2 separate regions of the Homo sapiens genome follow, and region 2 is linked to region 1. Evidence: chromatin loops called from intact Hi-C (ENCODE). Cell type or tissue: ascending aorta. All regions are shown on one strand.

Region 1 (5,000 bases):
CACATGGTATTCCACAAGGTATTCCACACAATATTTCACACCGTATTCCAAATGGTATTCCACACAATATTCCACACGATATTCCACATGGTGTTCCACACAATATTCCACACGTTATTCCACACAGTATCCCACACAATATTCCACACGGTATTCCACACAATATTCCATGCAGAATTCCACACAATATTGCACACAGTATTCCACACTGTATTCCACACAATATTCCATACAATATTCAATAATATATTATTCACAGTATTCCACATGGTATTCCACTCACTATTCCACAAGGTATTCCACACAATATTCCACATGATATTCCACACGATATTCCACATGGTATTCCACATAGTATTCCACACGGTATTCCACACAATATTCCACATGGTATTCCACCCAATATTCCACATGGTATTCCACACAGTATCCCATATGGTATTCCACATGGTATTCCCCCCGGTATTCCATTCAATATTCCACATGATATTCCACACAATATTCCACACGGTATTTGACATGGTATTCCAGATGGTATTCCACACAATATTCCATAATGTATTCCACACAATATTCCATGTGGTATTCCACACAATATTCCACAGGGTATTCCATACGATATTTCATATGGTATCCCACATGGTATTCCACACGGCATTCCACCTGGTATTCCACACGGTATTCCACCCAATATTCCACATGGTATTCCACACGGTATTCCATACAGTATTCCACATGTTATTCCACACAGTATTCCACACGATATTTCACATGGTATTCCACACAGTATTCCACACGGTACTGCACATGGTATTCCATACGGTATTCCACATGGTATTCCACTCAGTATTCCACACGGTATTCCACACGATATTCTGCACAGTATTTCACACAATATTCCACTGGGTATTCCACATGGTATTCCAGACAGTGTTCCAAAGAATATTCCACATGGTATTTCACACAATATTCCACACGGTATTCCACAAAGTATTCCACACTGTATTCCACACAGTATTCCACACAATGTTCCACGTGGTATTCCACACTGTGTTCCACGCCATATTCTACACGTTATTCCACATGGTATCCCACACAATATTCCCCACGTTATTCCACACAGTGTTCCGCATGGTATTCCACACAATATTCCACATAGTATTCCACACTATATTCCTCACAGTATTCCACACAATGTTCCACACTGTATTCCACACGGTATTCCACGCAATATCCCACATGGTATTCCACACTGTGTTGCACACCGTATTCCACACGTTATTCCACATGGTATCCACACAGTATTCCACACATTATTCCACACATTATTCCACATGTTATTCCGTACAATATTCCACACGGTATCCCACAAAATATTCCACATGGTATTTCACACGGTATTCCACACAATATTCCACATGGCATTCCACACGGTATTGTACACAATATTCCACACGGTATTCCGAGGCAGAGCAAGGACTGCAAAGCAGTCCACCGCGTGCCCTGAGCTCTGTGTGCTCTGCCTTGCACCCATCTTGAAGGCCTGTGATCCTAGCTGCAGGAGACCCTTGGCCCCAGCTACCAACAGGCAGCAAAGAGACATTTGGGGTCAGACAGAGCTCCTTGTGTTCTTCCAAATATAAAATACAGTCCTGCACCTACTTGGCTGCCTTGAGGGACTGGCCAGCAGTGGCAATCACTGTTCACAAAACTGGATGAAAATCATGGTTAGTCTGCTAAAACGGCTGGCTCCGGGGTCACATGGGAATTTGGGGTTCTTCACAGTGAAATGTATCATTCTGAGGACATCACACTGGCCCACTGAGAGGCAGGAGGTGATGAAGCCATCACTGTTTGTCTGGGCTTCTTTCTGCCATGAACACAGCTCTGTTGCTGGCAGCCTTGGCCCTGGAAATATTCTTAATTCCACAGCTTACTACCATGAACACTGCCAGGATCCTGAAATAATATGGACCTCACCGCCACCTCTGCTGGGACCACTTGCCATTCGCAGCTGTTGATCTTGCTGGGATCGGTGGCCCCAGGCACAGTGCTTCTGCATGCACGTCCCATAGACTCCCAAATCTGAGCTTTGGGTGGTCTACCATGCCAGCCATCCCTTGAAATGACCTTGGAGAATGCTGTCTCAGGGCCTCTGAGCAGGACATTTGTATGCCTGAGGAAACTGATGATCTCATTCCTTTGGGGCTATAAAAAGGCCTTCGTGCAAGGCCAGTAAAACTCAGGAATCAATATTCTATGAGGGCCTGAGTGTTAGAAAGTGAGGCGCTGTTTGTTTCAGGTTTGCCTCCAAAATTAGATAAATTAACGTAATGAATTCTCTCAACTCATTTACATACACTGCTGATTTGATTTTAGGGAGAAACGCTGGAAAAGGCAGCCCTGTGAATGTACAAAACAGGATTTGACCTATTTTTCAAGTTGTTTGTGTCTGCAAAGTTTGCGATCTCTTTAACTGAAGCTGCTGGTGCCACGCTTTTTAGAACAAACCAAATAGCTTCAGCCTGCACATAAATGAGCCGGTGCCCTGAGAAAGGATATGGGTGTCTTGTGAATTTTGGGGACATTCTGTGGTTCTGGCAGCATCTGACTCAGCAAGTGATCCCAGGAAGGTGGCTCAACCCTTAGAAATTCTATCCTGGTTCACTTCCAAATAGGCATCGTACGTGGGAGGCTGGAGCCCAGGGGCTGGCCCGTAGCCCGCAGGGCGCAGAGGAGGCTGGTGCCCAGACTGGGAATGGCACTGGAGATATGCTTCCCGGGCCTCCCAGCTCACTCACTCAGCTTCTGCCTTCTGTGGAGCAGACTCCAGGGTCTGGGGGATGCAGGCAGAGAGAGGTGATCCCATTCCCCACCCATCTTCATGCTGCGTTAAACCCATAGCCTGATCACGGCCACCTGATGCTGGTGCATGAAGCACTTCGCTACTTCGACAGCATCCCAGACACAGGCTGGGGCTGAGGTGGCCACCGCAGCGTGGAAAGAGCCAGGGCTGTGGCGTGGGCCCTGGACCCACTCCACCCCAGCCCTGTTGGTATTCAGCTCCACTCACTTTCACTGACCAGCCCTGGGGGTCCCGGCTCCATGCTGAACTCGAAGCCAAATCTCAGTCTTGGAGGAGCTGGTTAAGTTCCCCTCACATTGACCAAGGGCCAGGCTGCATCCTTGGGAAACAAGGTTTACCCATGAAAATCACTCTTTTCACTTGATATATGGAGATGGGGCTCTAGAAGCTGTGTGTTTGTGTGTGCATGTGTATGTTGGTGGGGAATTTAAAGTAAGGGTTGGAAAACAGCAGCAAATGAGGAGGTGGAAGAGATGGGAAACACTCAGAATTCCTCTACTGCCAGAAAGGAGGGGGTGAGACTGAAAACCTCCAGCGTCAGGGCCTTTGACCGCAGCCCCTTCCATCTCCTGGTGGGTCCTTGAGCATCCCTGCCCACTTTAGTTAAACAGACTTCTCAGTGCTTCATGGCCTGGCTTACATGTTCCCATCTCCAGGCCCTGGCTCTCGGAAGTGCACAGGAAGGCCTGGGCATGCCCTTGTCATCACCAGTGTTTGGGTTCCTCCCGCTGACCCAGGAGCCTACCTCTGCACAACCTGCTGGGAATGCGTATGACCCTGCCTGCCGATGCTTCTGTGTACAGGGGGGCTGCCTCTTACCTGCTCTTGTCCCATTCCAGGCAGGAGATTTAGCCAAACCCCTTGTACTTCTCAAGAGTGTTCTCGGCTGGCATTGAACAGTGGGAATGTGCAGAAATGTGTCATCAGTTTTCCTCACTTCAAAACCTCCCAGGTCAGGTGTCAAATGTCACTGATGCAGGAAAGTCAGCCAGGCAGTTCTGCCCCAAATCTGGGCATCTATAAAGAGGCCTGGGTAAGGGGGTGCAGGGTTATGCTGTGCCCTGTCATCACTGCCCTTGCGTGGTACCTCCCCTTACTGTCCAGGCTCTTCAGCTGTGCAAGGATGCCCAAGTGGCCGGGAGAGTGTCCGGACTGCCTGTCACACCACCTGGGTTGGACTCCTGGCCCAGCCTTGACTGCTTTGTGACTCCAGGCAGGAAACCTAATTGCTTTTGGCTTCCGTTCCCTCCACTGTAAAATGGGGATAAAGTGGTTCTCACCTCATAGGATTGAGGGATAAATGTGCTAATGCAGTTACAAGGTTTCGCACGAAACCTGGCACATAATGAGCTTTAATGCATGTTAGGTGCCAGGGATGTTGCTGGCAGCCAGCTGCATCGTCGTCAATCTCCCCCAATCCTCTCTTGCCTCAGGGTTTGCTCTTCATCCGAGGCTGGGATGGGATGGACTAGCTCTGGCCAGGACAGCGAGCTGCCTGAAAGTCACTCTCAGGAGCTCCCTGAACCCCCTGCAAGGCCTGCCTGGGTTATTGATACAGGCTCAGGTAATGGGCTCCCTGGGCTTGAATCCCAGCTCTGTGACTTATGAGCTTGGAACAGTGCTTTGCATAAATTAAGCACTCAGTATGTTTAGGAGTTGCTATGATGAAGCTCTGAAAATGGGCAAATCCTGGCTGCCTGGGGCTTGGGGGGCGGCGCCCTGAACACACTCCCTGTTACAGCTCATGCCTCACAAGATGCTGAGGTCTCCTGACTACGGAGCTCAAGGTGGAAGCCTCCAAGCGCCTCCAGCAGTGGGAGGGAGGGCAATACTTACCCTTTTCAAATGGCGTCCTCGGTAATTCCCACCAACACGCCTTGGGCCCACTGCCCCCACTCCCAGACAAGCTAAACTGCCCAGAGCTCTTGATGTTTTCTGTCCTGCTGTTTCCTTGCCTGGACGCCTGGTGAACTCAGCTGCGTCCATTCATGCAAATACCCTGACCCCATGAGGCTTCCCTTTGGGCCCTACACAGGGTGAATCTGTGAATCCCCCCCTTCCCTGGGCCACCTGGCCCTACGCTCAGGCCTCCCCACTGGACTGTGAGCAGCCTGAGGGCTGCTGGAACTGGGCC
Region 2 (5,000 bases), 72 kb after region 1:
TGTACATGCATGTGTGTGGGGGTGAGTGCAGGCATTGTGAGTGGGGGTGAGTGTGCATGCATTGTGAGTGTGGGGGTAAGTGTGCATATGTGAGCATGGGGGTGAGCATGTATGTGAGTGTGGGGGTGAGTGTGCATGTGTGTGAGCATGGGGGTGAGTGTGCATGCGTGTGTGAGCATGGGGGTAAGTGCATGCATGTGTGGGGTGAGTGCATGCATGTGTGTGAGCATGGGGATGAGTGTGCATGTGTGAGCATGGGTGTGTGTGAGTGCAGGGGTGTGCATGCGTGTGTGTGAAGGTGAGTGTGCATGCATGTGTGGGGGTGAGTGTACATGTGTGTGAGCATGGAGGTGAGTGAGTGTGGGGGTGAGTGTGCATGCATGTGTGAATGTGGGGGTGAGTGTGCATGCATGTGTGAGCATGGGGGTAAGTGTGAATGTATGTGAGCATGGGGTGAGTGGGGGGTGAGTGTGTATGTGAGTGTGGGGGTGAGTGCATGTATGTGAGCATGTGGGTGAGTGTGCATGTGTGTGGGTGAGTGTGCATGCATGTTTGTGAGTGTGGAGGTGTTTTTGTGTGTGAGCGTGGGGGTGAGTGTGCATGCATGTGAGCATGGGGTGAATGTGCATGTGAGTGTGGGGGGTGAGTGTGCATGTGTGTGGGGTGAGTGTGCATGTGTGTGAGTGGGGTGAGTGTGCATGTGTGAGTGGGGTGAGTGTGCGAGTGTGTGAGTGGGGTGAGTGTGCGAGGGTGTGTGAGCATGAGGGTGAGTGTGCGAGTGTGTGTGAGCATGAGGGTGAGTGTGCATGCATGTGTGTGAGTGTGGGCATGCGTGTGTGGGGGGGTGAATGTGCATGCATGTGTGAGTGTGGGGGTGAGTGTGCATGTGTGTGTGGGGGGAGGGGTGGCTGCATGTGTGTGTGGGGGTTATGCCTGTGAGTATATATGTGTAGGTGAGCCTACATGTAAGTGTGAGTGTGCCTGTGTGTAAGGGTGTATGTGTGAGTGTGCCTGTGTGTAAGGATGTATAAGTGCTGTCCGCATATGTGTATTTATGTGTGAATGAGGGTGTGAGTGTGCCTGTGTGTATGTAGAGGTGTTTGTGGGTGTGAGCGTGTCTGTGTGTGTCTGTATGTGTGTGTGCCTGTGCTTATGTGTGTGTGTGTGTGTGAGTGGACCTATGCGTATGTATAAGTGTGTGTGAGTGAGGGTGAGTGTGCCTGTGTGTAGAGGTGTGTGTGTGTGCCTGTATGAGTGTAAGAGTGGGTGTGAGTGCCTGTGCGTATATATGAGTGTGTGTGAGTGGGCCTATGAGTATGTCTGTGAGGGTGTGCCTGTGTGTATACATGAGTGTGTGTGAGAGAGTGGGCCTGTGTGTATGTATAAGTGTGTGTAAGGGCGAGTATGCCTGTGTGTATGTAGAGGGGTGTGAGTGTGGCTGTGTGTATAAGTGTGTGAGTGTGCTTGTGTGTAAGTATGTATACATGTGCGTGAGGGTGAGTGTACCTGTGTGTAAGTGCATGTGTGTGCCTGTGCCTGTATGTGTGAGTGGGTGTGAGTGCCTGTGCCTGTGTGTATGTGTGTGTGTGAGTGGGTGTGAGTGCCTGTATGTATAGGTGTATGTATGTGTGTGTGCCTGTGTGTAAGTGTGTGTGTGTGAGTGTGGCTGTGCATATGTATAAGTGTGTGCGAGTAAAGGTGAGTGTGCCTGTGTGTAGAGGTGTGTGTGTGTGTGCCTGTGCCTATGTGTGAGTGGGTGTGTGTGCGCCTGTCCCTGTGTGTATGTATAGGTGTATGTATATGAGTGTGTGTGTGCGCGCCTGTGTGTATGTATGAGTGTGTGTGTGACTGGGTGTGAGTGCGTGTGAGCACTTCCCACAGCACGGGCCAGTCCTCTCCCACCACACCCTTTGTGGCCCCCCTGCTGACGTGCTTCCAGCCCAGCGCCCGCAGGCCCTCGGTGCTGCCTCTCCCTCCCCCTTTCTTATTTCCCTTGCCCTGGGCACGAGCACCGTTTCCCCCCTCTGGCTCCCACCACACTCAGGGCCACCAGCTGCTCTGCTCTTCCCCAGCCTCTCCTTCCTCTGCTGGGGTGTCCCGCCTGGCTGTGTGAAGCTGCTGAGATTCTCCCCGCTCGGTCACTGCCTTCTCATCCAGGAAGACTTCCTGACTGCTGAGTCATTTCCTCCTCAGAACCACAACACTTAGCACAGTTCCCCGGGGTTGGGTACACCTGGTGTTATCTGTTTTGTTCTGGGAAGGAGGGGGTGGCAACAGGACACCTGTGGAGTTAAATCCTGGCACTGCCATCTCCCCGCTGGGGGACCGTGGGCGGATTACTCTGAGGCCCTAAGCTTCGAATGGAGCCAGTAATTCTGCCCTCACAGGCTGCTGGGAGGATGAGCTGAGGGGATCCTATGGCACGAATGGGAAGGGCAGGCATTGCTGGCCCCTCTCCCTGGCCACAAGGGTGGTGCCCTGGTGCTAACTCGGTACCTCAGTGCCCAGCCCAGGGGCCGGCCCTCCGCGGGGCTGGTGCATGGGTGCAGAGCTGAACTGCCCTGTGCTGAGTTGAATTTACGTCAGGGGCTTTCTGTGGGTGTCGGGGACTCAGGGAGAGTGGGCAGTGCAGGGGCTGAACTGGGTTTGAATGTGGCTCCGCCTTGGACTAGACAGGGGCTTGGATGCCCGTCTCTGGGGATAATGACGCTGATCTCGCAGAGATCGAGGCAACACCCAAGCTGTGCTGGCCCCACTCCAGGTGGACACTAAACGTGGCAGCCACCCGCCCCGCGTTTCCTCCTGTCACCTCTCTCTTCTGCGACCCTCTGCTTCCTCTGCCCTTTTTCTCGTCTGGGCTGAGAGGCCCTGCGAGGGACCCCCTTGCTCCCCGGTGACAAGAAGAGTGGGAGGGGCAGACTGGAGGGGCGCTGTGCCCCGTGGTCTCACCGGGGGCCTCCGATGCCGCAGGGCAGGGCCCGCAGGCTGCCTTAAGCAAACAGCGGAGCTCTGGACTGAGTCAGCAGACAGGACTGTGCTGGGAGGAGCTCCAAGGAAACCCTCAGAGGATGGCATTGCAGGAACTCTGCCTAGGCTCCCAAAGCAAGGGAGAAAGCTTCCCAGCGGCCTGGCTCGGGCCAACTTACCACGCCTTGGCTGACAGTCCCGCCAAGACAGGGGCTATGCAGAGGCAGTTTCCCCAAATCAAAGTCTGCCAGCCACTCGCAGAAGAAAAGGGGCTGCCTGTGGGGCAGGGAAAGGTCACCCAGGACCCCCACCGCCCAGCGGAAGCCAGGAGCAGGGCCTGGCCTCTTTCTTGCCTGGTTCTGGTTTCCTTGGCTCTGGGACTGCCATGGGAGATGGTTCCAACCTGCTCCATAAAGACGACTTCGGCTTCACCAAGTGGCCATCTCATCGTCCCCTGAGTCCAGGGATGGAAGCTCCCGGGGCAGTGGTGCAGGGTAGCTCTGAAGATCTGGTTTCCTGAGAGGGAAAGCCTCGCCCTGTCTTGGTGGTCGTCATCACCTGTGCTGCCCATCCTGTACCAGCCTTTCTAAGAGCTCTCCCTCTGGCTAAGACACGATCACCCAGAGTCCCTGGCGGTGCCCTCATCTCCAAAGCTGCACAGATGGGGCATTTATCTATCTGCTCAGTAAGCCTAGCTGCCAGAGTCAGCCCGTTTCCATCAGGGTCTTCTGTGCTAGCTGGGGAGCCTCTGCCATTTTCCAGCCTCCCTGAGCCTCTGTCCCAGCGTGGGGTGGGGTTGATAATGACACCTTTTCACAGGCTCATTGTGAGGATAGAATGGGAAAATGCACCCATAACTGCAGTCTCCCTGGGCCCCCTTGAGCCCAGTGTCTATACACTGGCCCGAGGAGAACACAAGTTAGACCCCAGACAGGTGGAAGACAATGTGTGCAGGGGTCTCTTAATCCAACAGGACACAGTAGAGCTCCCCCAAATTCCCATCTGAGCATTTCTCTTCATGTGCGAGTCCCCTCTCTGTGACAGTCTCCTAGCTGCTGCCTGTCCCCAGCATGAGGCTAGCCTCCTCTCTCCTACCTTCCCTCCCGCTGCCTGCCAGTGAAGGAAAGCCTCCTTGCCCTCTCTTGGTCTCTCTCATTTGCATCTCTTCCAGAAATTTGATTTCTGAGCTGCATGAACAAAGGGTTCGCTTTCCTAGTTGGACGATGACAGGTGCTTGGAGGCACTCGTGACCTTGTTGTATTTCTCCACTGTCACATGTGGAGTTCTACATGGCACATGGCCCCTTTGGGCGGTTGACTTGAGACTGGTTCGTGTGGCTGCTGTTGCTGCTGCTGTCATTGTGGTTCCCAGGTGAGTGGCCCCTTCCACGCCTGGGGACAGGGATCCTCTAGACGCACCGGGGCTACTGATGTGTCTGGGGGCTGCTCAGAGGTGCTGGCTTTCAAGGCCCAGCTGCCTCGGCTTGGGGGCTTCCCTCTGGGTTGGCAGTTTCTGCACCTAGCCCGTAGGTTGATTCTGGACCTGGGTCTTTCTTGTGCCCAAATAGCCCAGCCGGAAGTCAGGGCTCAGCATGCTTTTTGCATTATAGGTTTTCATTCAATTTCATTATGGAGAGCATGTTGATGTCAAGCGGGACTGCGAGCTGGTCACGCCTCTGCCCGGAGCCTTCCCTGGCTCCCCAGCCCTGTCAGGACAAAGGCCTGGCTCTTTAGGCTCTTTAGGCACCTTGGTGGGCTGGGCTCTGCTTGCCTCTCAGCTGTCCCTGAACTTAACCTCAGGTCCTTTGCACGTGCTGTTCTCGCTGTCTGCAGCAATCTTACAAACCTGCCCCTTCTCTCAACCTGGGCTCATTCTGATTCACCTCTCAAAATTCAGATGCCTCATTCTAAGCCTCATGTGGCACTGCTCAAGAATGGGAAGACCCTCCTGGCCTCACAGGCCCCCATCCCACCCCATCAGAACACTTCTTGGTCCAGCTCAGAGTCACCTGCCTTCTTCTCTGGAGTACTCAC

Evidence for each region. Peaks named below come from ENCODE experiments on the same cell type or tissue, not always from the same donor. Only the 100,000 strongest peaks of a DNase experiment are listed, where the experiment ranks them.
Region 2: it touches region 1 in a loop (3-fold over the local background); 5 of 110 quality-filtered maps call a loop at or near these places.

Annotation. Positions count from the first base shown.
Region 1 is chr10:124,222,492-124,227,491 of GRCh38, reverse strand. No RefSeq gene overlaps it. Among named protein-coding and RNA genes, the nearest start is that of CHST15, 130 kb to the right of the region's middle. In ascending aorta, no CTCF peak of the experiment used is centred here; DNase peaks (open chromatin) are centred at 1,991 and 2,701; H3K27ac peaks cover 4,152 bases.
Region 2 is chr10:124,150,397-124,155,396 of GRCh38, reverse strand. It overlaps a transcript of LOC105378536 not described here. Among named protein-coding and RNA genes, the nearest start is that of CHST15, 59 kb to the right of the region's middle. RefSeq lists a silencer at 1,803-2,062. In ascending aorta, no CTCF peak of the experiment used is centred here; DNase peaks (open chromatin) are centred at 2,136, 2,726 and 3,056; H3K4me3 peaks cover 917 bases; H3K27ac peaks cover 2,393 bases.